3 separate regions of the Homo sapiens genome follow, and all the other regions are linked to region 1. Evidence: chromatin loops called from intact Hi-C (ENCODE). Cell type or tissue: adrenal gland. All regions are shown on one strand.

Region 1 (8,000 bases):
CACCAAGTTTGTTGCTTTAGGGTTGATCTAGACAGAAGGTGCCTATCTGCAGACATGCCACAGACATGCGTGTGCATGCTCGCTTGCTGATCACGGCTCACCTGGTCTCCCAGGAGGTTCTGAGCTTAGGCCCAGCCCTCCCAGCAGCAGGTGCACTGCCTCCCAGTCTCCCATCACTCAGGATGCTTGAGCTGCTTCTCATCTTTGATGAGGTGGCTCAGGCCCTGCTGCTGGGTTCCTTCTCACATCAGAAGCTGGCCGGGTCCGACACGTTCCCTCCTGTCCGCTCTTCTTTTCTCCCTCCCTTTCCCTGCCTCCTCCCTCCCTTCCACTCCCTCCTCTCTTTTCTCCCCTCTCCTCCCATCCTCTGCTGGGGATCCCGGCAGGCACTGGCTGCACTCACGTCCTTCCACCAGTAGATGGCGGCCTCTGCACAGAAGTGGAACCCACATTTCTATTACTGTTTAGGCTTTGAGAGGGGGCTTTCTGAGCCTCAAGGTGGGGTGTTCTAGGAACAGCTCCGGGCTCTGGGGGTAGCAGAATCCTCAGAAGCCCACACATGGGGTAAGGCGGGAGCTGGAAACCTCGCGGATCTAGTTTCCCTTGCCTCAGAGCTGGGACCCAGAAATACCTTTTAATTGCTTTATTTGTTTTCTCTGTGTGTATATATATAATATAAATATACACACAAAATATATATATTCAAAAATATATATGTAAAATATATGTATGTGTATATATGTGTGTGTGTGTATATATATATATATATGTATGTATGTATGTATGCATATTTTAAAAGACTTATTCACATTGAAAATCCAGGATATTTTACAGAGCATATCAGGCAATTTCTGGAAAAGTCAGAAGTTGTGGTAACCCTGGGCTCATGTCTCCTGGGCCACAGGGGAAGGTGCTGAGTATCGCCTGACCCTTGGGGCAGCTGTTCTCAGGCCTACCTTGGTGTAAGCTCTTGCCCTACCCAATTTTCCCAGGAATGCAAACTGTGCTGTAAGCTGGGCCCTCTTGTCTAAACTAACCTCGTTAGCATCTCGCAGTAGCACAGCACCGAGGACTAATGACTGAACACATGCTGTGTGCTGTAGACCTCCCGAGCACCAGGTACTGTCTCCATCTGAATTCATTTACACGCCTGAACAGGTGTAATTATCCCCAGCTTACAGAAGGGGAAACTGAGGCTCAGAGGAGCAATCGCCTGTCCCAGTAGCAGAACAGGGGTGACTTGCACACAGGCTTGCCTGGTGGAAAAGCTGGGTTAGTGCCTGGTTGGCCCTTGGGTGCAGGGAGGGGGCACCTGCACCCTCCCACGCTATCAGCCTCTCCCTCTGTGTGCGTTAGCTGCTTTCTGTGTCCATCCGGGAGGCCTCCCCCATGCCGAAGCTGCCTGTGAGTGGGAAGGTGGGTGGTTAGGAGACCTGAAATGCCGAAGTGTCCCCAATGGCCTGGATCAAGGTTAATTGAAGGGACTGACCATGACTGTGTATAAAACAATGTCAGAAGACTCTCTCAGCTAGAGTTTTTTCTAGCTTTTTTTTTTTTTTTAATTAATGAGAAGTGAGGTAATCTCACCTTTTCAGATTCCCAGAGTAAATGAAGACCTACCTGCTCTGGAAGCCCAGAGCATGTCAGGTTGTCTTGGATATAGAGTACATGAACAGCTCCCAGCCTATTTACTACAGTACTAGATAACAATAGCAGAGCAGTAGTGTTAGTATACACTCAGCATGTCCTGAGTGCTTGCAATGTGCTAAGAACTATGCTGTGAAGGTCAAACCCTATAAGGTATACATTGTTATTAGCCTCATTTCATCGATGGGGAAACGCAGGCTCAGAGAGGTTAAGTAACTTGTCTAAGGTCACACAGCTGGTAATTGGCAGGGCTAGATTTGAAGCCAGGTCCTCAGGGCACTATCCTTTCAAGGAATTCTATCGAAATGGCATGTAATTGGCTCTAAAATAACTGGAGTGCCCTTCAGAAGTGCTAACTGCTCCAAGTTATCTGGATTCTTCTTGGATGTTAAATGTAATATTAGAAAAAAAATTTTTAGTTCATGATGATGGTCTTGGCCACATTTTCTCTCTCTCCAGGAAATAAATTTTTGCAAAATTAAGATATTTATTTGCCCTGGAGACTCTACACCATGTAGAGATTCCACAGTGGGGGCTCCTGACCTTGAGTTTGAGGGGAGGGGGTGTGATTGACTTTCTTTTGCTTGCTAGGACAGGTCCTGCATCCCTGGGCCAATCAGGGGCCCCTTCTAGAATTTTCTGCCTAATACACTGCTAACCCTGTCCCAGGCCAGGCTACAGTTGCTTCCTGGTGTGTCTGAGTTTTTGTGTGGGGGCGCCTTCTGGGAGCTTAAAAGCTCAGGATCTTGGCGGCCAATTTGAGGGTCCCTGCAGTCCCAAAGGACACTGAGGAGGGACCCTTGTTATGCCTCTCCCAGGTACCCGTGAAGATGGAGCCACCAAAGTTTGTTACCTTAGAGTTGACCCAGATCTGTGGTGAGGGGAAGTCGGCTCCAGCCTCTGCGCTGCCTCTCTCTGCTGATGGCTCCCTGGGGGCTCGGTGTAGGTCTCCTCTATAAGGCGGGTCATATTTGCCACACCCACTTCGAGGCCATGTGAAGGGGCCGCGTGGGAGGTGCCCAGTTCTTGGCTGGTGGAAAAGTCGTTTGTTGCTGTGATCACAGGAGCTCCCAACTCATTCCACCTTCTCTAAGCCAGCTCCGATTCCTGAGGACCACCTGTGTGCCCAAGCCTGGTTGGGGCGTTTCTGGTTAATTAGGAAAGGGATCCCATACCCCAAATGCCCAGAAGAAGGAGCCAGAGGTTTAGAAGGGCCAGGCCACGGAGGAGCAGCTCAGCGAGGGTGGTCTCTGAGTGGGCAGCGGGGGCAAGGGTTGTCGGGGGACCCCCTCACACGCCTGGGTGCATTGTGCTCATGGTGGCCCCTGCCCCTGGAACTATGAATGTGGCAGTCCTGGAGGCTTCCTAGAGCCCAGCTAGATCATTCCTGGAGGGAAGGGGACAGCAGGAGCAATTGTCCCAATGCCACAGTGGGGCGATGCACAGGCGGCTGGCGCTCCCTGTCTGTTTTTGGAGAGGAAATGACACGACCTGCAGCTGGGTAGACTGCCTCTTGTCTGGTCGGGTCTCCTCCATTTCTGTTCCTCACGCGCTTCCCTAAACTGGGCATCTGGCAGGCTCAGCCGGGCAGACGTGTTCCAAGGACCACTGGCATTTGTGATGGCTGAGTCCTGTGCCTGCGGGAGGGGCGGCCCCCATCCCTCACACACTCCCTTTAGGCGGTGCCTGGCCGTGGTCAGCTTCCCCGGGGACTCAGCCTCGGTGTCCAGCCTGATGAAGAAAGAAGGGACAGGCTCCTGGAGAGTAGGGGACTGCCAGGCCACTTCCGCAGGCAGGCGGAGGGGTCCCTTGGCCTCCCTGTCCTCAGCCCCGGAGAATCCCACTCTCCTGCTGCGGGGACCTGAACTTCGGGAATCCCGAGATGGCCGCAAGAGGGCGCCCGATCCTCGCAGAAGGACAAGGCTCCACTTTCCCTAAAACCTGAAAGAAGCTTGCAGGGGGGCTGCGTGGGGTAGAGGGCACCAACTGACAAACACCCAATTTTGCTGTCTCTCAGGGTGTTCGGAGCAAGTATGGAAATAAAAACTGTTCCTATTGTTGGAAAAAATTAAAGGAGAAAAGACCTCAGGTTAACCGCTTTGTTCAATGACGTATTCATTGTGGCAATGTGCACGAATAGAGCGTCTGCTGAGTGCTAGGCTGGAGGAGTTCTATGAACTAGGGCGGACTGGATTGTTCCTGCTTCTACAGGAGGGAAGAGAACGAAGTGGGCAAAAGAGCTGAGCCCAGAGTCACACAGACTCACGCCTGCATCTGCCTCTCTCCAAAGCAGCTTTTCCCTTTCCCCTCATCCTGCCCAGGTGGGAGAGGGCGGGCCCGGGACTCACGGGCTTCTTAGCCTCTGGCGCAGCATGGCGTCTTGTGGCTAGGTGCCAGAAGCTGGCGGAAGGAGGGGTACGTGGGAGGCTTAGTGCAATGGGGGAACGAATTCCTGAGGCTCCTCTCTCCTCCCCATCCCGCCCATCCCTAGGGCCCAGCCTCAGGCTTCCTCTGAGACTCCTCCCCTCCTGCGCCGCTTCTCATTCGCTTAGTGCACTGGGATCAGCATGCCTGAGTTCGAATCCCGTCTTTTGCCCTCATTCGCTGAGTGGCCTTGGAAAACTGTGGCATTCATTTGGGCTGGGTGTTCTGCCTGTGAAATCCGTGGTCACGATGACTGCACCTGTGTAGGACGATCCTATAGATCAGATGAGAAAATCCATGCCAGGAAGGCTGTCTGTGGGATGCCCGGCCCATGGCAAGCACCTACTCAACACGGGCTGTTAATATAGTCCTTGTCATCGTTGTCTTCTCGGCCTTGCCAGGTTGGACACTGAGCTCCCCCGCAGACGGGTCTCGGGGAATGAACTGTTCACTACGAAGTCCAAAGAGAGTTTCATTTGGTTTTGTTGGGGGAGGCATTTCCCAGGCTCTTCCTCGTGGAGTCTGAGAACAGAGACAGAGGCCTTCCTTCCCCAGAGACGCCTTTCCGGACTGGCCCCTTGGTGCCTCTGTTGCCCACGCCCTTCAGGCAGGTTCTGAAGGCAGGAGCCATTCCCGGGTCCATCCCTTCAGCCCGGGAGCCTGGCTCTCTGCTGTATCCCTGCCAGGCTGTAACAGCGAGAGCACAGAGAAGGTACTCTGTCCACTCTATCAAATGGATGAATGATTGCCCATTTCATGGCCAAGAACATTCTGCTGCTCTATCCAGGCTCCTCTCCCCACCCCATTCTGCCCATCCCTAGGGCCCAGCCTCAGGCTTCCCCTGAGACTCCTCCCCTCCCCTTCTCTTTCTCATTCAATCATTCTTTCATTTTCCCGTTCACTCAATGCACGCACGTGCTTCTGCATGTGAGGCTCACCACAAGCCCTAGAGGAACAAGGATGAATGCATCATTATCCTATCTGCCAGAGGATCGCCATGGTGCAGGCCCACAGGTACCTAGGGGGTATAACTCAGCATGGGTGTTGCCCTTAGGCAAATCATCAATGACCCATGTTCAGGCTTGACATTGGGGAAGGGGTCATGTGTCCAGTCTGAAATCTGGAGGAAATTGTTAGGTGCCCGTGACATAGTTGGGGGCTTCCCAGCCAAAGGAGTAGCATGTGATGATCACTGGAAAGGTTGGCCCAGCCGGGGAGCTGAAGGGTCTGTCCTAGAGCAAATGCAGAGGGTGTGGAAGCAGTGACCAGGGACAGGCCTGGAGAGAGACTGTGGCCAGGTCACGGAGGCCTTGTCAACTCAGCAGAGATGATGGCGGCTTCATCCAAGTGACTCTGGGGCTTCAGGGGTGCAGAGCAGGAAGAACTGAGGGAGAAGGAGAAGGGGAAGCGGGGCAGGGGTGGAGGCCCCAGGTGCTGAGAGGGCACAGCCTCACTGGAGGGAGGTGGCTCTTCCTCAGTGACCAGAGGTGAGGAGGAGGCGGGCAGTCTGCAGTGACATGGGGATATGTCTAACTAGTGTTTATAGCACCTGCGCTATCTCAGGAAGCACTAGGTATAAATAGATACTCAGCAGACATTTGTTCAGTGACGAACAAACAGCCTCAACTTGGGTGGTTGCAATTTCAAAATGCATTCTTCCGACCCTGGGAGGCTGCCAAGATCCTTGCTTGGCAAGATCCCTGAGAATGTCCTTCTAGTCCTGGTACAGCTGGAAGGATCTCTGGGAGGGTCTGTGGCCATTGGACTTGAGGCATCAAGACAGGCCCATCATCTACCCAGGAGTTCTTTTCTCAGTAGGACTTTACGGAGCGTGGTCACCGCCCTGGGACCCGGCCCACTCAGCCAAGGCTATGTCACTCACTGGGGCCGTCCAGGCCTTCACTTGGGTCACCCGATTCCCATCTCAACGTTTCTTTTTCCTTGCTATAATATTTTATTCAAAACAAGATAGATTACTTGGCCAGAGAAACTGAACCCAGACAGACAGAAAATAGCTTCCCCTTTTATTCTGCAATTCAGAACTTCTTACAAATGATCTGCCAGTTGGGGTGCCCCATCCCCTGGAGGAGTCTGTGTGTGCAGAGGGGCCATAATTGTGCTGATGTTATAGAGACTTAAGTGACCACCCCAGGGCTGCCGTTGCTCAGGTGTGTTTCTGGCATTCCCAAGTTGGTACCCTTACATGCAATATTTTACATTAGAATGCATGCGTTTGAAATAGCGAATTGGTGAACATGTAAACCAGATGCTAAGAGGGCTTTGAGAGCTAGCCTGGGCACCCAATTACAAAAGGGGCATTATTTCCACAGCAAAGCATATTTCAGGGTCCATACAGCAAACAAGGTCAAATCTGAAAGATGGGGTCTGCAAACCTCCATCTTCTTTGTAGTGATGTTTTAATCCCATTCCTCTCCAATCCTAGCTCAAGAATCTGTTAGTAAGAGCATGGGGGAGAATGATGAGAAGCCTGGTTTAAAAAACAAACACATCAAATTCTCTGCTACCACTTATGAGTTCTGTGACTTTAGTCCTTTGCTTGGAATCTTCCAGAATCATACCCTAAGATAAGGATTTAGGCACAGGCAGTTTTTTGGGAGGAGGGAGAGAAGATCCCAGGAAGTACAAGGAGGGAGTGGGGGGAGCAGATGTAGGCGTGTTTTGAAGCAGGTGATCCCTGTGGGAAATGGAGTCTTATTCCTGCTGGGACCCTCCGAGGAACTATGTGGACAACCTCAAGAAAGCTGCGGTGTTTATAAGCCAGCCCCTATCCTGTCTTGGTTGAGTGTATTCCTGGGGTGTTCACCCTTTGGCCCTTTAATCCAATAAGAGCCCATGACTGGAGAACCCCCTTGGCCAGAAAGCCCCATATGCTTTGGCATATGTGGAAACAGCCTGCAGGAGATGGCCCAGGGGAATGGGTGAGGACTCCAGTGCCCCTGTCACATGAGAATCGAGCCTCTCCGAGCCTCCGTTTCCTCATCTGCACTGTCAGCTGTTCCAGCCCGCCTAGGACCCTTCCAGGGTGATCTGTATGATCTGTGTGACCTATGAGACATGAAATAGTGACAGATCTGAGCAGAAGCCAAGCACAGCGCCTGGCCCTTCAGGGGCACACATGACATCACTGTTGTTTCATCACTTTTCTGCTTGGTCTTCCTCTGCCTAGATTCCAATATGAATTTTTTCAGTTCATCTTCAAATCTCTGCTCTCCTCTCCCTGGGGGAAATCTTCATTGCTCCACGCTGGGGTCCTGAACCCACTGAAAACATTCTCTCTGTGTCTGAGAAGCTGACTCAGATTTTCCTTTTGTAGACGGGTCTCCCGCCCTGTGCCTGCCACGGGACTGGCACATACATCGCCCGCACAGCACCATGGCCCTGGCCACCCAGGCACATCTTAAATAAAAGCAATAGTAAAAGAGTCAAGCCAACCAGCCACAGCCACCCTTTTCTCCTCCTGTGGCTGAAGCCTGCAGTGCCCCTAAGCCTGCTATCTCGTCACCTCTTCCTGCCTCTGGGGCACACATCCCAACCTAACTCTCACATGCGTGCCCACCACCCCAAACCGTGCACGGACGCACGTCCCGATGTCAGGTTCCCCATGTTTATAGGTAAAATATTACTGGTGACCGACACACAGCCTTTTTCTCCTACGTTGTCATTTTATGTTAATTGAATGCTAGTGTTAATCTAATAGAGTTTAGATTTATGTTGGGTTCTGTAGCGAGTCATATTTTAATCAATACACATTCCAACATTTAGATGGACAGATGAGAAAAGCAGCTTCATCTCCGCACTTGGGTTCCATCAGCTGTCAATAATTCCCCATTTGAATCCTTCAGATGGTCAGATTTATGGGTTTGAGTATATTGCATTCATCACAGAAATTAACTTTTGGTGGAACTGAT
Region 2 (8,000 bases), 1.6 Mb after region 1:
CTTGCCCATAGGTCAGAGGAACAAGAGTGGTCCACAGGTGCTGCACAAAGACCTCCGTTCTGAGGTCTGTACTATCTGGCTCAAGCTGTGCTCAAACTTTGTCCCCAGCTTCTTGGGAGATCCACAGGCAACTGGGGTTAGACAAGACCTCTAATTCAGAACTCAAGCCTCAGCTGCTGGAGACAATGTACTTTCACAAGTCAGGGGATGGGCCACCAGCCAGGGGCACAGATGGGACACATTGCTATACTGGAGTGATGCTTCATCTTTGCAACAGGACACACCCAACCCTAGGCTAGGGGAGAATTTTCTCCAGAGGAAACCCAGGAATTACTAATTATCATTACTTGTTTTTATACTTTTTTTTTTTTTTTCTGAGACAGAGTCTCGCTCTGTCACCCAGGCTGGAGTGCAATGGCGAGATCTCCACTCACTGCAAGCTCCGCCTCCCGGGTTCACGCCATTCACCTGCCTCAGCCTCCCAAGTAGCTGGGACTACAGGCACCTGCCACCACGCCCGGCTAATTTTTTGTATTTTTAGTAGAGATGGGGTTTCTTCGTGTTAGCCAGGATGGTCTCGATCTCCTGACCTCATGATCCGCCCACCTCAGCCTCCCAAAGTCCTGGGATTAGAGGCGTGAGTCACTGCGCCCGGCCTCTACAATATTATTGTAAATAGATGACCCAAAATGTGGGCAGGTTTTTCCAAGGGGTTTCTGCTCTGACAGCCTTCTAGAATACCCCTCCCAGCCTGGCCACACACCTGGGGCCTCTGAACCCTGGCAAGGCAGGGAATGTTCAGGACTGGGAACTCTGTTGATTTTATTTCTATTTTAATAGTCTGAGCATTGCCACCTTTGTATATTACATTTTCTAATTTTGTAATTCTATGGCTAAGAAACTGTGGTTACACCTGTGGCTGTCCCCATGGCAGAAGGCAAGCCAGGGCGGCAAAGATACAGACTTTCCCCCTTCAGGCCCCAGCCTGCAGCTCGCATCTCAGCTAAATTGCCACTGGTTCCCGGCCTCTCTCTGTCTTCCAGCCAGTCCTGTTTCTTCACCTTCACGGAACACGATCGGGCCGGGTTTCTCTTCTCTCCAATGTTACTTCAACTTCTCGTCATAAAATGGAATGATTCCAGTGTTTATGCTGTTAGCTACATTTATCTTTAAGAGCAAGATGTTGAGTTTAGCTTTAATGATGAAAAAAGCCTTTCAAAGGATAACTCATTGAAACTCATTATGCACTATAAGGCCACTATTTAAAGATTCGGTAATTCCAGTGATGATCTTTTTAAAGCAGATTTATAGCAGAAAATAGTTACATTCTTTGACTTCAGTTATAATTTTCTATTTTGTAATTTAATACTCCTTTAGTTTATATTTGCACATTAAAAATATAGCATCTAAAAGTCCATCATTAAATACTTTTAATAAGTGCAATAAATAAGTTTTACAGTGTGCATAAATCTAAAAACAAAACCCAACATAAATTGTTAATCTTACACTTTTTCTCATTAATTGCAATACATAAACATATGTTTTATACAAAGATATTTGCTACGAAATAAGTATAATAAATACAGTTTACCACATGTATTAATCTTAATAGTTACAAACTGTTAATCTTATATATTAGGTAATAATTTGCAATAAATAATTGTTTATTATCTTGATGTTTGCTTGTCTTGGGTTCTAGCAATATGCAATAAAGAAATGCAATTTTGAATAATTTGATTGTAAGACTGCTGGGAAAATACTGTATGTTATAATTAGCTGGGAGAGGATTCTAGTCACAAAAGCAAGCATGGAGACAGGGTTCAATAACCCAAACATACGTTATTGAGTCCATAAATAATTTTAAAAGTTAAGTTCAGTTTCAAACAAAACAGAATTTTTTAACCTTAAATGCAATTAAAGAAACATTTCACATTCTTTAGTGCTTTCATTATTATACATTCAAAAGGAGATGAAGAAAGCTGGAAGCCCCATCAAAACTGCCAGCCTCCAAGCTGAGACGGGAACATGGCTGCCTTTGGGAGAAAGAGTGGCCTGACAGCTCATGCCCATCAGCCAAGGGCTCCCCTTGGCCTGGAATACACCCTCCGGAACAGCCAGCAGGTGCACCCACAAACGCAGCACCCTCCATACCTCACCTTCAAGCTGGCACTTGCTGAACTGCACACACATTTTTCTAAGAGAGGTTGTCACCTATACTGAGCTTAATAGAAATTGTTAATCTTATATGTAAAGGTAATAATTTGTCATAAATAATTGTTCATTATCTGGGCCTTTGCTTGTCTTGGAGTTGAGCTGTATGCAATAAAGCAGTGCAATTTTGAGTAATTCGATTGTAAGGCTGCTGGGGAAACATGGTGGATTGTAATGAGCCTAGGAAGGGTCCCGTGGGCCAGAGACCCCAAAGAACCAACCTACCAGCTCTGGCACATGCAAAGCCCAGGTCCTCACCAGCAATTGCACAGGTTCTTTAAATAGTCTCTCCAAGACAGAGAGTGAACCAGTTTCCCCTTCTCATGTTTCTGCCAGAGTAAACATCACTTAGAGGAAACCAGTCCTAGACGAAGTGAACCTCGGTCCCTGGGAAAGGCTGAGGTGGCCCCAGGGCAATTTAGTCCCACCAAGCCGGCTGATTGGCACCAAAGGCTCACCTGTCTGCCTGGAACAGGTAGGGCCAGGGGGTCACTTCCTCCAAAGTGACCCTGACACTGCTCCCGGCAGCAGCAGCATCCTGGCACATCCCTGCAGGCAGAGAGCTAGAGCAGTCCTGGCTAAGAGGTGGCTGTGAGGCCAGGGAGCAAGGACCCTGTGCACTTTGGCTTCCTAGAATCCCACGGGCACAAAGACCCACTTCAAGGAAACCTCCCCCAAGCTGGGAAAGGAAGGGAGGGAGGGTGGGAAGGAAGAAGGGAGGGAAGGAAAAAGAGAAGGAAATAAAGAAGAAGGGAAGGAGGAGGAGAAAGACAGAGGAAGAATGAATTTTAAAAAAAGAGAAAGAAAGAGAAAAGAGGAGGAGAAAGGGAGGGAAAGAGAGAGGAAGAATGAATGAAAAAAAGAGAAAGAAAGTGAGAAAGAGAGAAAAGAGGGGGAGGAAGGGAGAGAAGAGAGAAAGAAAGCAAGGAAGGAGGGAGGGAGGAAGGATGGAGGAAAACAGAAAGAAGAGCAAGGGAGGAGAGAGGGAAGGAAGAAGGGAAGAAAAAAGAGAGAAAAAGGAAAGAAGGAAGGAGGAAGGGATTAAAGGAGGGTAGAAGGAAGGATAGAGGGAAGGAGGGAGGGAAGCGGGAAGGAAGGAGAAAAAAAGGGAGAGGAAGAAAGAGAGGATGGAAGGAAGGAAGGAAAAAGAAAGAAAGAAGGGAGAATCCTAGATCCATTATAACCATGAACAGCTCTTCCTAATATAAAGATGATCAGCACCCCACAAAAACACACACATACATGCCCTGACGTGCATCCAATGACATGAGTCTCCATATCAAAGCCCACTTGCAGTGTGTTCCTGGCAGTCGCTGCGGTTTGTGGTTTTAATATCTCGCTTCTTCTACGCTCCTGGCACCTGCTAGAGTGGGCCTGGCTTCCCCTCTTTAGGCACAGCTCACACCGGGAGGGTAAGCCCCCAGCCTGCTCTCTGCCTAGGCTGGGCACGGCACAGTCCACAGCCTGGGAGGGAGCCGTTCATCAGGGTGACATAACGGTTCAGTTCCAGAAGAAAGTTCCTGCCTAGGGCTGAGCTTCAGGCAGGGTAGGTTCCCAGGAGCAAGTGCTGTGAGCCTGAGGCCCCAGGCGTCTGAAGACACCACAGGTCTCCCCCTCGTCTCCTCCATCCCAGCAAGCACCTGCGGTCCAATCGCGCTAAGCCAGGGGCCCTGCTTTCAGCCGGGTTGGAAAGGGATAGAAGCTCCCCCATCTCCTGCCCTTTTCTAAAGACAGGCAGCTCCAGCAAAACCCTCAGCCCTCAGGCGTCCCTTTCGTGGGGTCCCCGCCCCTGTTCTGGAAATGAGACCCCAGGTCCCAGGATGCAGCTGGCATCGCAGGGGAAGGGACTTGCCCCCACCCTCCACCCGCTACCATGACCCGGGAGAGGCCTTCCCGAGGGTCTGAAGGTCCGCAGAGCCCTGCCCCACCCTAGTCCAACAAGGGGACCGCGTTTTAGGGACATCCCTGGATTGTCAAGAAACGCTGGCTCATCCGGACCCCCGGGGAGCGCAGCATGAACCCAGGAGCACCCTGACACCCCGAAAACAGGGAACCTGGGGCCCTTCTCAAACTCAAGGGGAAGGAAAGGGAGCCTGCCAAGTTCTGCTTCTGCGAGGCAGCTGCCACCAAAACCCGCTCCGAGGGCCCCGCCGGGCCGCCCTGGCAGCTGGAAAAGCGCATTCCTGCTCGCCCGAGGATGCAGAAGGCAACCGAGTCCCCGGGCGGCGGCGGGGCAACTGCGGAAATCACGCAGCCAGATGAAGCTCATAAATTTCCCCTATGAACAATTGTTTTCATTTCCCTCCCATGCCACTAGATATTATAAGTGGAAAGCAAAACACAAGTAAATATGTTCATTCCGCTCTTGCGATCGGTGATAAACCGGAGGCGGCCGAGGCCGACAGAGGTCAGCAGGCCGCTCGCCACGGGTCTGCGAGCGGACACTGCCACCCTCCGGCCGCGCGCGGGACTGCACCGGCCCCACCGCCCGGCTCTCCCGCCCGCTCGCTGCCCGCCAATGTTCGCTTTGCGCCCTTCGCTCAATGTGCGTGCAAATTACAGGGACATTCGAAAGGACAGAGAGCTCCCATATTTAAAATAATCATTTTTGTTCATCATAACCTCTCTTCCAGAGATAACCGCTCTTATTAACGTTTTCGTACAATTATCTCCAGTCTTTATGTGCATTCTACGATGTCTTCTGTGTACCTATGAAATACAAAGCTTTTCCTACAATATTAAACCTTGATTTCCTAGGTATCACTTAAACGAAAGTTATTGTCACACAAGATAGCCTCACAGATATCTTTTTAGGGGCTGTGTAATATTTCAACTTGGGACTGCACCAAAAGTTACTGAACCATCTCCCAATTGCTCATTTAAAGAGTTTCTAATGTTTTCATCCTTGTGCATAATGCTATAACTGAAACCTCTATTCAGAAACTTTTGTTTATATTGTTAAGATCCATCAATAAAGGCAGAATTATTAAATGAAAAGAAATTAACTTTTTTTTTAATGGATTCTGGCTCCATGCCCCAGGCTGGAGTGCAGTGGAGCAATCTCGGCTCACTGCAACATTCGCCTCCCTGGCTCAAGCAATTCCCCTGCCTCAGCCCCCTCAGTAGCTGGGACTACAGGCACGCACCACCACACCCGACTAATTTTTGTATTGTTAGTAGAGACGGGGTTTCACTGTGTTAGCCAGGTTGGTCTCGAACTCCTGACCTCAGGTGATCTGCCCATCTCAGTCTCCCAAAGTGCTCGGATTACAGGTGTGAGCCACTGCGCCCAGCTGAGAATTAACATTTTTAAAGCTCTTAGTAGCATTACTATTTTCTAGATGTATAATACCTATGTGGAGAATATTATTTAAAATGATGAGTGAATATAAAATAGTGCTCAAATGAGTGGTCAGAAAAACTGTATCACCAACATATCAGTCCCCACTCATCTCATCTTTCACTTGAATGCAAGGCCAATAAAAATTCCATCAAAGCTTTTTTGATATTTTGTCACATTGATTCCAAATTCCATGTGAAAGAGTAAATAAGGAAAAATCTCCAAAAAACATGTTTGTGAAAAAAGAGAGGAGACTTCCTCAACAAAGATATTAACATATATCACAGAAAGCTACAATAATTTAAACAGTGAAGCACAAAATAGAGAGCACAAAAGGGAGCAAATAGGCAATAACTTACATTTTAACATAAAGCCATTTTATATCAGTGGGAAAAGGATGGCTGATTGATGAAGTTATAGGTACAATCTGCCACTCATTCAGAAAACAAGAAAAGTTAGTGTCCTACCTCATACCACATATTCAAATGAATGCTATAAGGATTAAAGATTTAAATTTTTAAGTGAAACTATAAAAGTGATATTTACATATATGGTAATAGAGAAGTTCTAAGTCCAATTGCAAAGGCAGAAGCTAAAAACTTTAAAATGCCCAGATTTGAGGTGCACAAATTTAAAATACCCACATGTGAAAAATATAATTTTGAAATTGAAAGGTAAACCAACACTAGGAGAAAAAAACACTTTCAATATACATAACAGAAAGAAGGTTAATGCCCCAGGTGTGTAGAGCTTTCTCACAAATGAAGAACAGACAAATACTTCAATAGAATTGGGGACATGAATAGCAATTCACCAAAAGAAATACAAATGATAGACATATAAAAGATGTTTAGTCTTATTAATAATCAAAAGACATGCAAATTAAAACAAAAATGAGAAAATTTTGTCCCTATATTGATAAACACAAAAACAATGATTGTATTGTCAAGGATGGATAAACGAATCCTTTCAACACCACAGGTGATAGGGTAAATCAGGTAACTGGTAAACTTTATAAAGGGTAATTTCACAATATGATCAAAATTCTTACAACACGTGACCCAAAGATTCTACTTCCAAAGGAATCTATCATGGGTATGTACAAAGATTCACCTGTAAGATTGTTCATTGCTATCAGAAACAAACCAAATGTCCAACAATAGGCAACCAGATTTTACATAGATTATATAATATCATAAGATAATACAATCAAGTCCTCAATAGTAATGTTGTAGAAATTAACATTTAAGGATGTCTTAACATTTAATATTCAAGAAGGTCTCATAAAATACTGCTTTATAGCAAAAAGCAAGTTACATTGTAACCATGCTTTCTACACACATAGGAAAAAAAAACCTATAAGGTATTCCTTTAAATAATAATAATGGCAGGTGGACTACAAGTAATTTTTAATATTCTTTTGGCTGCTTTAATATTCTTTTTTCTTTATATATTTAACAATTTTTTATCAATTGTTTAGAAGAAAAATAGTTTTAGTGGTTTTCTAGAAATATTGTATTTTACGTTCCCACCAGCATTACTTGAGAGTGTTTGTTCAGGCCAGGCAAAGGGGGCTCATGCCTGTAATCCCAGCACTGTGGGAGGCCAAAGCGGGAGGATCACATGAGGCCAGGAGTTCGAGACCAGCCTCCATTCTACCAAAAAAAAAGTAAAGAAAAAAAAAGACAATGCTCATTCATTTGCTCATTTTTTAAATCCAATACTCTCAAAACACACATTCAGAGCAAAGCACGTTCAAGCCTGGCAACAGCTGTAAACAAGACAAAGCCCTGCCCTTGTAGAGCAGTCGATAAGCTCCACGGTTAGGAAAACTGAAAAGGAACAAACCAAGAAAGCAGCCCCGTGGGGATGTTCCATGGCCTGCTGTGGAGGGAAGCAGGGCGAGGGTCACCGACCGGCTGGGGAAGGAGCTATGCTAGGGAGGGGTTCCGGGAGGGCCACTCAGAGGAGGTGACGGTGAGGAGACCTGAGTGTGGTGAGCAGCGAGTCACCTGTGAATCTGGGACAAGCATTTCCCCGCAGAGGGAACAGCCGAGGCGAAGGCCCGAGGAGGGGAGGGGCTTGGTGTGCCTGCGGAACAGTTGCGCGGAGCCCCGTGTGGCTGAAAAGGAGAAGGCGAAGGAGAGGCGTAGGGGAGGGGACAGGTGGCAAGAGCCCAGAGAACCTTCTGGGGCACAGGAGGGAGTGTGGATTTTCTTTTGTGTATGATGGGAGCCGTTGGAGACTTTGTGCGTGAGAGCGACGAGACCTGATTTCATTTTCCCAGGATATCGCCAGCTCCCGGTTGAGAATGGAACCCAGTGTGCCAGAACTGCAGCAGGGAGGCCGATTCAGGAGGTCACTGCACGAGCTGTGCCTGGCCTGGAGTGGCCTGGTGCGGGGAACCTGGCGGCACTGGCGGTTCACACTTGCTAACTGAGTAAGCAAC
Region 3 (8,000 bases), 690 kb after region 1:
TTCAAAGCTACCATTACAAGATGAGGAGCTAGAGTGGGCTCAGGTCCCAGGCACCCAGGGCTTAAGCCTTGATGTTGGAGAGGTTCTCGGAGGGAGGCTTGGGCCACCTGGAGGGACTGGGCACTCTGAGTAGTACCCTCTGGGAGGCTGTACCCCCTTTCAAAGTGTGAGGGCATTTGCCCAAGGTGTAGGCTTTTAGGGAGCCCAGGGCTGGGCAGCACCAGGGGAGAGAGGCACCAGGTGGGTGCCCTCCTGCCTGCACTCACCTGGAATGCTGGCATATGGGTTTTTCGCCTTCCTCACGCCTCCCCACACCACATTCTGGGCTAGGCAGTGTCGAGGAGGTGCCTTGGGTTCAGGGAAGCTTGCCACCTGCACACCTGAACCAGGAATTGGGCCCCGGAATCTCAGCCCCTGCCCAAGCAGGAAGGATAGGGACCCTGGCCCTCGCCAGGTGGTAAATTGTTTGCTAAAAGTGCATTTACACGGCGGCGAAGTTTGTTTCTCTTTTACCGGTAGCTTTGTTTTAACGAACCAGATGTTTTGTCTGTAAATTCTCCCAAGAACTTTTCCAGTTTTGACGTGAAATAAACCTTCGAAAATCAGAAGAGTATATTAATACCACTTCTGTGGGGCCTCAGGAGAGCTGAGTCAGGTGTGCCTGGATGGGAGCTGGGGGTGGGAGTACAATCTTTGGAGAGAAGTAGGGGGCTTCTCTTGGCCCAAGGTCAAGAATTGGTTTGGGGGAGGTGAAGTGCCTCCCCGACTCCCAAAACAGGCGCACACACACGCATTGTCACACCAGAGTACGCACTCCCAGCCCTCCTCCAACCAGGCATAGCTTGCTACTTCGTAAATTTCTTGTGGCTTGGGGCACAGAGATGTAGCTCAACTTTGCAGACTGTGTCCACTGCATGCCGCTGCCGTTTTCCACGAGGACCGCCTGACTGAAAGGCAAAGGGGCCTTCGATCTTCTTCCCGGGGCAGCTTTGATGCCTGAGTGTGCGGGGCCGGGGCCGGGGCCAGGGCAGAGCAGGGTGGAAGCTGGTGCCCCTGTCTGGCCCACCCTTAACTCCTGGGCACCACTCGATTCGGGAGAACTTGGGGTGGAAGCCGACCTGGTCTAGGAAGCCACAGCCTGCAGGTCCCCCTCTCCAATGCCTCATTTTTTCCGATTTAGGATTTCCAGGCAGTTATAAACACCTTAAAAAAAAAGACCCACTTAACAATACACCTAAAAGAGGGAGGGAAGGAAGGAAGGAGTACGGTTATCACAGGCGTGTGGGGAGAGGGAAACCAGGTCTGCCTAGAAACCCACCTTCTGGTCCTGTGAGTCATAGCGGCCACTTTCTCGGGTTTCCCAAGACAGGAGATGGCGATTTTCTGCTCCCTCCCCTCTCCCCAAGCTTTCCAGTGCTCTGAGTCTCACATCTTCAGATACCTCTTTCTTCCTTCATTCTCTTTCGTTCAATCATCTACGGAACTTTCAAAAACTTTTTTTTTAGGAGAGCGAAGATTAAATAAAGAAAATAAAACGTCTTTGTATTTCAGTCTAAGGAGGACAGATGCACATTAAACTCAGTTTGGAGCGCTTAACTCCAGGCGAAATGCCCTTTTATCAAATCCCACGCGTCGACTTGGGTTGCGCTGGGAATTTCACGAATTCCTCGCTGCAGCGTGGCGTGGTTTACCCCCACCCCCACCGCCACCCCACTTTGGGTGAAATGGATTTTTGGAAACCATTTAAGCAGAGCTAAAAATAAGGGTGGGGGGATCCCTACACTAGAGATAGCTGCAGCCACCTAGGGGCTCACCCCTGGTCGGGAGCGAGCAGCTATTTGCTAGTTGTAGCTCAGGGGTGCCCAACTCTTCCCGTGTGGTTGCGCCAGCTGCCCCGCACTGCAGGTATCTGAATCATTACGTGGGCAACCTGATGCGGCTCTGAACCCCAGCTCTTTGAATGCTGGAATCCTGAAGGAGGAGGATTCCACCAGGTCTTAGCCGACCAGATAGCCCAGCTTTCTGAGGCTGGTGACCTCATTAACTGGCCAGGGAATTTGCAAGACCAGGAATAATCACGTTTCCCAGTTCTTCTTTCCTACATTGCTTTTCTCCTCTGTCTTCAACGTTAGGGTTTTGTGTTTGTCCCTAAATTTACAATTTACAAACGGGGAAGACGGAGCCTAAGTTTCTGCAGGGCAGGTACAAAAGAGAGGGACAACACTCTGGGGGCCTCATTCTTTCACGTTTTTGTTTCTTGAAATTTGATGGATATCACCTTAGTTCGGCAATAGGAGGGCCAGGGTGACTGGGGACATGGTGGCCCGAAGGGTTAGATAATATAGCATGCAGGTAGTCTCTGATCTCCAGGGCTTTGATAACACCAAGATTTTCCTCCTTTGCAGAGCAGTCCTAAATTCTGCCTTCTCCCTTTTCTGCCGCCTCTTCTCTTTTCCCCATTTCTTTCTTCGTTTCTTTTTCTGTTTTCTTTTTGTGTGCCTCTCTTCCAACAGTCCCTCCTCCACCTTTATAAGACTTCTCAAAGGTTATTTATTTAAGGTCTACCAAGTGCTAGCCCCAAACAGGTCCAGTCCTTCTACCTGTGGCAAGACGGAGGCTGTTACCGCGTGCAAATAGTGAGGGAACAAAGTAGTTTGGAGTTTTTTGCAGCTTTTTTAGGTGAGGGGAAGGGAGGGAGGTCAGAAATAGGTTGACACTTGGTTTGAAATAAAAGAGCATGTTAAGAAGTTTCGAAGCTGCCAATAAAACCCTTTAAGTGGCTTGTGATTCAGTGCCTGGAGTTGCGGGGATGGCATTGGTAAATGACTCTAATGCCCAAAGAAAAATATTACAAATGCCGCTGTCTCGGCCACCAATCGGGCGCCGCTTTCCTGCGCGGGCGATGGCTCCTCTCTGGCGCGGAGGGCACCCACATTTGCATGATAAATTGACCAGACTGGCGGCAGCCAATGAAATATTCAAATTAGGCTGGGTGGCGGTAGTAGGGGTGGAGTCCCTGGGGCTGCCCCTTGGCGCGGCGGCGGGAGCGGGCGCTACCACCTCTCCGTCAGCGCCCTCTGGAGGCGGGACAGCGCGGGCGGCCGCTCTGGCCCAAAAGACGAGATGGGGGGTTGGGGGTTTGGGATGCAAGGGGGTTTGGGAGGGGTGATGGTGGGGTCTGGGTGGTGCTTCGCGGCCCCAGGAGGCTTTCCGGCTGGCCTCGTTGACTAGGCGTACAGCAGCGTCTCCGCATGCCTCTTGCCCTTAAAAGTGTTGATGGATTGCAGAAGTGGATGGTGACCCCAAGGAGGGGTTTCAGAAAGGCTCCAGCCTCCTTCGCCCAACCACCTTCTCTAGGTTCCCCTAACAAACCCATCACTTAAGTTAAAAACGTGTATTTGCTCTTGTTGACTTAGCTTTAAGACAAGATTCTTGCCCACCGCAGACCACATGGCCAGCTTTCCCAAAGGCCCTCTGATAATGAAATGGTGGAGCAGATATATCAAACTTTCCATCTTGCCCTGAGCCAACGACCCTGCACCCTCACAGGCCAGGGCACTCTGGAGGGCACCCTGCCTGGAGCCCCAAACCTTGGGTAAGCTGTGGGAGCCTAGGCAGGGGCAGGCAGTGCCTGGAGGCTGGCTTCAGACGGCAGAACTTCTCACCTGGGAAAATGCTTTCTGGAAGAAGCACCCAGGCCTCAAGGCAGCTCCAGTGAGGGGGCAAAAAGGGATATACATAAGGCATAAGGCGCTGGCCATGGTTAGGTAGGTGCTCAGCCAGGAAGATAGGGCAGATTCACATGGGGGAGATTGGCTCGGTGATGAGACCACTTCTGACTCCACCAGAACCAGGCCCAGCTCTTCCTGGAGGTCCTGACTCAACGGGGACTTTTGCATGGGAGCCAAAGAACAGTGGATGTCTCTTGTCCGCTGATCATCTCTTCCCTTCCCCCACCCCATATTCCATCCCATGCCAGATCCCTAGGCTGTGCCTGTTAGAGCTACTGTAGCACCACATGGACTTGCCTTTAAAGCAGAATTTTTAGAAGTGCAGTTGCTTTTCTTTACTCTGCTGTGGGATGCTGAACACCTTGTTCTTTCTCCAGCTCAGCAGGGCTTGGAGTTGGTTCCTAGCTATCTCTGGGAATGCTCGATCCCCATCTCTGTTACCAGCCAAAAGGGTCTGCGGGAGGTGGTCGGCACTCCAGTCAGCAGCCCTCTCAGTACCTCTTCCCCAGACATAGTCAAAGCAAGTCATTCATCTGCAGCCAGTCTCCCCTGCCCATTCACCAAGGAGAACCTGGGGATAGGACCACTCAGAGCCTGGCCCAGGCTGGCTCACTAACTGTGTGTAAATACACACAGCGGAAAGAGTAGGTGCTGAACACACATGTGTGAGAGAGTGAATTTTTACTCTCAATCACCTTATATATATTATCAATAGTTTCAAAGTATGTTGCCCAAAGGATGTTAATTCCTAAGAAGGCTTTTATATCGTTTGGAGTTTTGAGGAGTGTGTTGGCTGAAGAGAAGAGGGTCTGGCCCCAGTCTTGATGGGAATGCATGGGGTAAACAGCTGGTGGCAGAGGTACAAAAGGGGCCTCTCTACTTTCTAAGAGAATCTTCCATCCTGGCTGATTTTAGGACCTGGGGTGGGGTTCCCATCAGGAGGAGGCCTAAGGAAGGAGTAGGACCCTTCCTAGATGGCTGAGTCAACTTATACGACAGGGCAGGGAAACCTATCTTGGAAACCCGGGAGCCCTCCTTCCTCCTCCCCATCCTCAGGCCTCACCTGAGACTTGAAAATGGACCAGAGTCTTCCTCCAACAGTGAAATTCGTTAAAGAGTCACTCCTGTCTAGAATGTGCAGAAATGCAAGCCTCTCTCTTTCTCTCTCTCTCTCTTTCTCCACCTTGAGGATGCTGTATCTAGAGCCCATATAGGGACAAGAAGGTAAGCAGTGAAAGCAGGAAAGAAGTAGAAGGCTGGCTGTCATCCAGCTGTGCATACAGTCCTATCTCAGCTGAACTGTGCACGGTGAATGAGGAAGTAAATGACAGGTGAAGGACCAAGAGAGTGAAGCTAGTCAGTTTATCTGAGGAGATAGGTATCAGTGAGTAACTGTAAGGATCACACCCACAGTGGGTGTGCCCCGCAGATGGATATATGTGCAGCAAGCGGTACCTTGCGGGGGAATGCAAGCTCCAACTGTGGTGCTGAGCCTCTGGCCCATAAGTAACCCAGTGAGCCTGAGCAGGTCACTCCCTCTCTTTGAACCTTGTCTCCATCTCTAAAACAGGACAGCTTTCTCCATCTTAAACACCAAGTAGGAATTCATTGTGGAAACCTTCCATCAAAATTGGAGATGCCTTGGATGGACCCTGTGGTGGCTCATGCCTGTAATCCCAGCACTTTGGGAGGCTGCGGCAGGCAGATCACTTGAGTCCAGGAGTTTGAGACCAGCCTGGGTGACATGACAAAACCCTCTCTCCACAAAAAATACAAAAATTAGCTGGGCATGGTGGCATGCACCTGTAATCTCAGCTACTTGGGAGGCTGAGGCAGGAGGATCGCTTGAGCCTGGGAGGTTGAGGCTGTAGTGAGCCGAGATAGTGCCACTGCACTCCAGTCTGGGCAACAGAGTGAGACCCTGTCTCAAAAAAACAAAAAATAGAGAAATAGAGATGCCCCTTGAACCCATGGGTTTTTGGGACTACATTCTGGAAGCTTTCAGAGTCAGACCAGAGTTTGAAAGAGGCATTGTGTCACTAGCCGTGTGCCCGTGGGCAAGTCACAGTAGAGTCTACTTCCCACGGCACTTGTGAGACTCATCTGGGATTATGTGTGTCCATGCCTTGGCAGAGAGCTTGGTGAAGAATGTTAGTTGTCCAATAAATGGTACCCCATTAAGTTGGTGTGCAGGGTGGCCACAGGGCCAGACCACCCTGAAAATAAAGGCTTATATTTGGGCTGAGCCTGGATGCACCTGAGATTACAAGCAGGTGCTTAGAATGTGGTGAAAAAGAAAGACAGGAGAGAATGGCTGAAGGCAGCATGCAGTCCACCTGACTTTCTGGGAAGATTGGGCATTTGCAGGGCTGATAAGTCAGGTTCTTCCGGGCCTTTCTGTGAGCTCATTAGAGGAAGGGGTCTGGTGACTGATATTTCTATTTTCCCTGTTAGTAGCGACTGGAATTTGCACCATCCAGGTCAGATGGAAAATAGAAGGCGGGAAAATCTGACAGTCTCATTGATTTGCTCTCTTTGCCATCACCACTCTTGAGAGGAAGAAATGTGACTTCAAACTTGCAATTAGGAACCAGCCTGCTAAGGAGTCCTCTCGTGAGCTCCTGTGCTATGCGGAGCACAGGCCCATCTCATCTCATTTCCTAAGGAGGTAGGTTCATTCATGGTTTCAGCAGGAGCAGGCAGTGCAAACGTGTGACACCCGCCCGCAAATAACTGCCAGAAAGGCCGTCCAATGCTTCCTTCACATTTTTGGTCAGATCTCTGAAAAGATGGCCATTCTCCCAATGTTTTAAAAGTATTAACTTCCTTTCAAACATCCTTTAACCTTTAATGTTTTGTAACTTGATGAAAAGGTCATTTTGTGCTGAGGATGCAGTTGTTCCGGAATTGTTCAGCTAACGGGGTGAATTCCAACCAAATCCAGAATTATTTAATGGGATCCAACGCCCCGGCCACACGCACAATAAGTGAATATTTTCCCATATATGTCTGTGTACAGGTACATGTACTTGTGCATATGTATTTACATATTTGTATCTATGCATGCACATATACTCATTGGGACTTGGATTCAATGGACATTTTTAGCCTTCTCACAAAATGACTTATCCTTTGCAGGAAAATAGATATTAAACTTACTCTTTTGAACACATTTTGCTAAATATTTGATGGCAATTATTTATGGTGCACTGTACTTATTCCTGATTTCTTACAGAAGGGGTTGGGTCAATTTCTAATTCAACATTTCATTGCTGTCTCTACAATAAATGCCTCCAGAAGCTTAGGAGAATTGAGAGGTTTTTTTCCTCTCTCTTCTTTCACAGTGTGAGCTTTTTAACTGTCACTGGCTAGAGCAGTCCTTCTTCACTTTTACCTTCCTTAGCTGATGTATTCTTGGAAACAGATGGCTGAGCATGTTAGATTTATATTTAAAATAAGAGTAGAGTTAATAGGCTCAAATAAGAGCAGGAAGGTATTTTCTACAAGGAAACTGCATGAAGTTTATGCCTGGACTCTGGAAGATGTGTTAATACTTTTACTTATTCAAGAGGCATTGGGTTGTGGTCTGCTATGTTTCTTGCTCTGATGACTGAGTTTTTAAGATAAAGGCTCTCCGGGCAAATAAGGAACAGTTGGATAGAGTAGCTCACCTTAAGTCTCTATAGACTCATGTAGAGAACAAATCTGATCTAAACTGTGTAAAAAAATGAGTAAGAGAACTCTATAAGATTAACACTCTTATTAAACTTAAAAGAGAAAATTGGTACTTTTTTTTTTTTTCTTAGACAGAGACTTGCTCTGCTGCTCAGGGTGAAGCACAGTGGCACAATGTCGGCTCACTGCACTCACCTCTGCCTCCTGGGTTCAAGCGTTTCTTCTGCCTCAGCTTCCCGAATAGCTGGGATTGCAGGCATGCACCACCACACCCAGCTAATTTTTGTACTTTTAGTACAGACAGGGTTTCAACAGGTTGGCCAGGATGGTCTCGAACTCCTAACTTCAAGTGATCCACCTGCCTCAGCTTCCCAAAGTTCTGGGATTACAGGGCACCAAAAATTGGCACTTTTAAAAGGAGACAAGTTTTACTTAAAAGCAAAAGCCTTTAACAGGCCTTTGGCTGGATTAAATGATAATGAAGCGAAGCAAAGCTTGTGACCACTCTGTAGAGCCATCCAGATAGTCTCTCTTTGGGGCCAGATCCTCTAGAATGCATGATTTAGGGTCATTCATTGCACATTCCTGGCTTCA

What was found. Peaks named below come from ENCODE experiments on the same cell type or tissue, not always from the same donor. Only the 100,000 strongest peaks of a DNase experiment are listed, where the experiment ranks them.
Region 2: a loop joins it to region 1, with 6 times the contacts of the local background. A loop is called at or near these places in 94 of 110 quality-filtered maps.
Region 3: it touches region 1 in a loop (2.9-fold over the local background); 27 of 110 quality-filtered maps call a loop at or near these places.

What each region holds. Positions count from the first base shown.
Region 1 is chr19:30,666,081-30,674,080 of GRCh38, forward strand. ZNF536-AS1 (ZNF536 antisense RNA 1) reads right to left here and starts at 4,126. Exons shown (of 2, transcript XR_007067216.1): 1 at 2,501-4,126. It also overlaps a transcript of ZNF536 not described here. In adrenal gland, CTCF peaks have their summits at 421 (motif pointing right), 629 and 3,534 (motif pointing right); DNase peaks (open chromatin) are centred at 377 and 3,531; H3K27ac peaks cover 743 bases.
Region 2 is chr19:32,220,134-32,228,133 of GRCh38, forward strand. No RefSeq gene overlaps it. Among named protein-coding and RNA genes, the nearest start is that of LINC01782, 120 kb to the left of the region's middle. RefSeq lists a silencer at 4,701-4,760. In adrenal gland, a CTCF peak has its summit at 4,682 (motif pointing left); a DNase peak (open chromatin) is centred at 4,658; H3K4me3 peaks cover 360 bases; H3K27me3 peaks cover 1,788 bases.
Region 3 is chr19:31,354,183-31,362,182 of GRCh38, forward strand. The region is part of intron 1 of TSHZ3-AS1 (TSHZ3 antisense RNA 1); the gene reads left to right. Among named protein-coding and RNA genes, the nearest start is that of TSHZ3, 8.7 kb to the left of the region's middle. RefSeq lists an enhancer at 405-1,048. In adrenal gland, a CTCF peak has its summit at 3,026; a DNase peak (open chromatin) is centred at 3,042; H3K27me3 peaks cover 2,788 bases.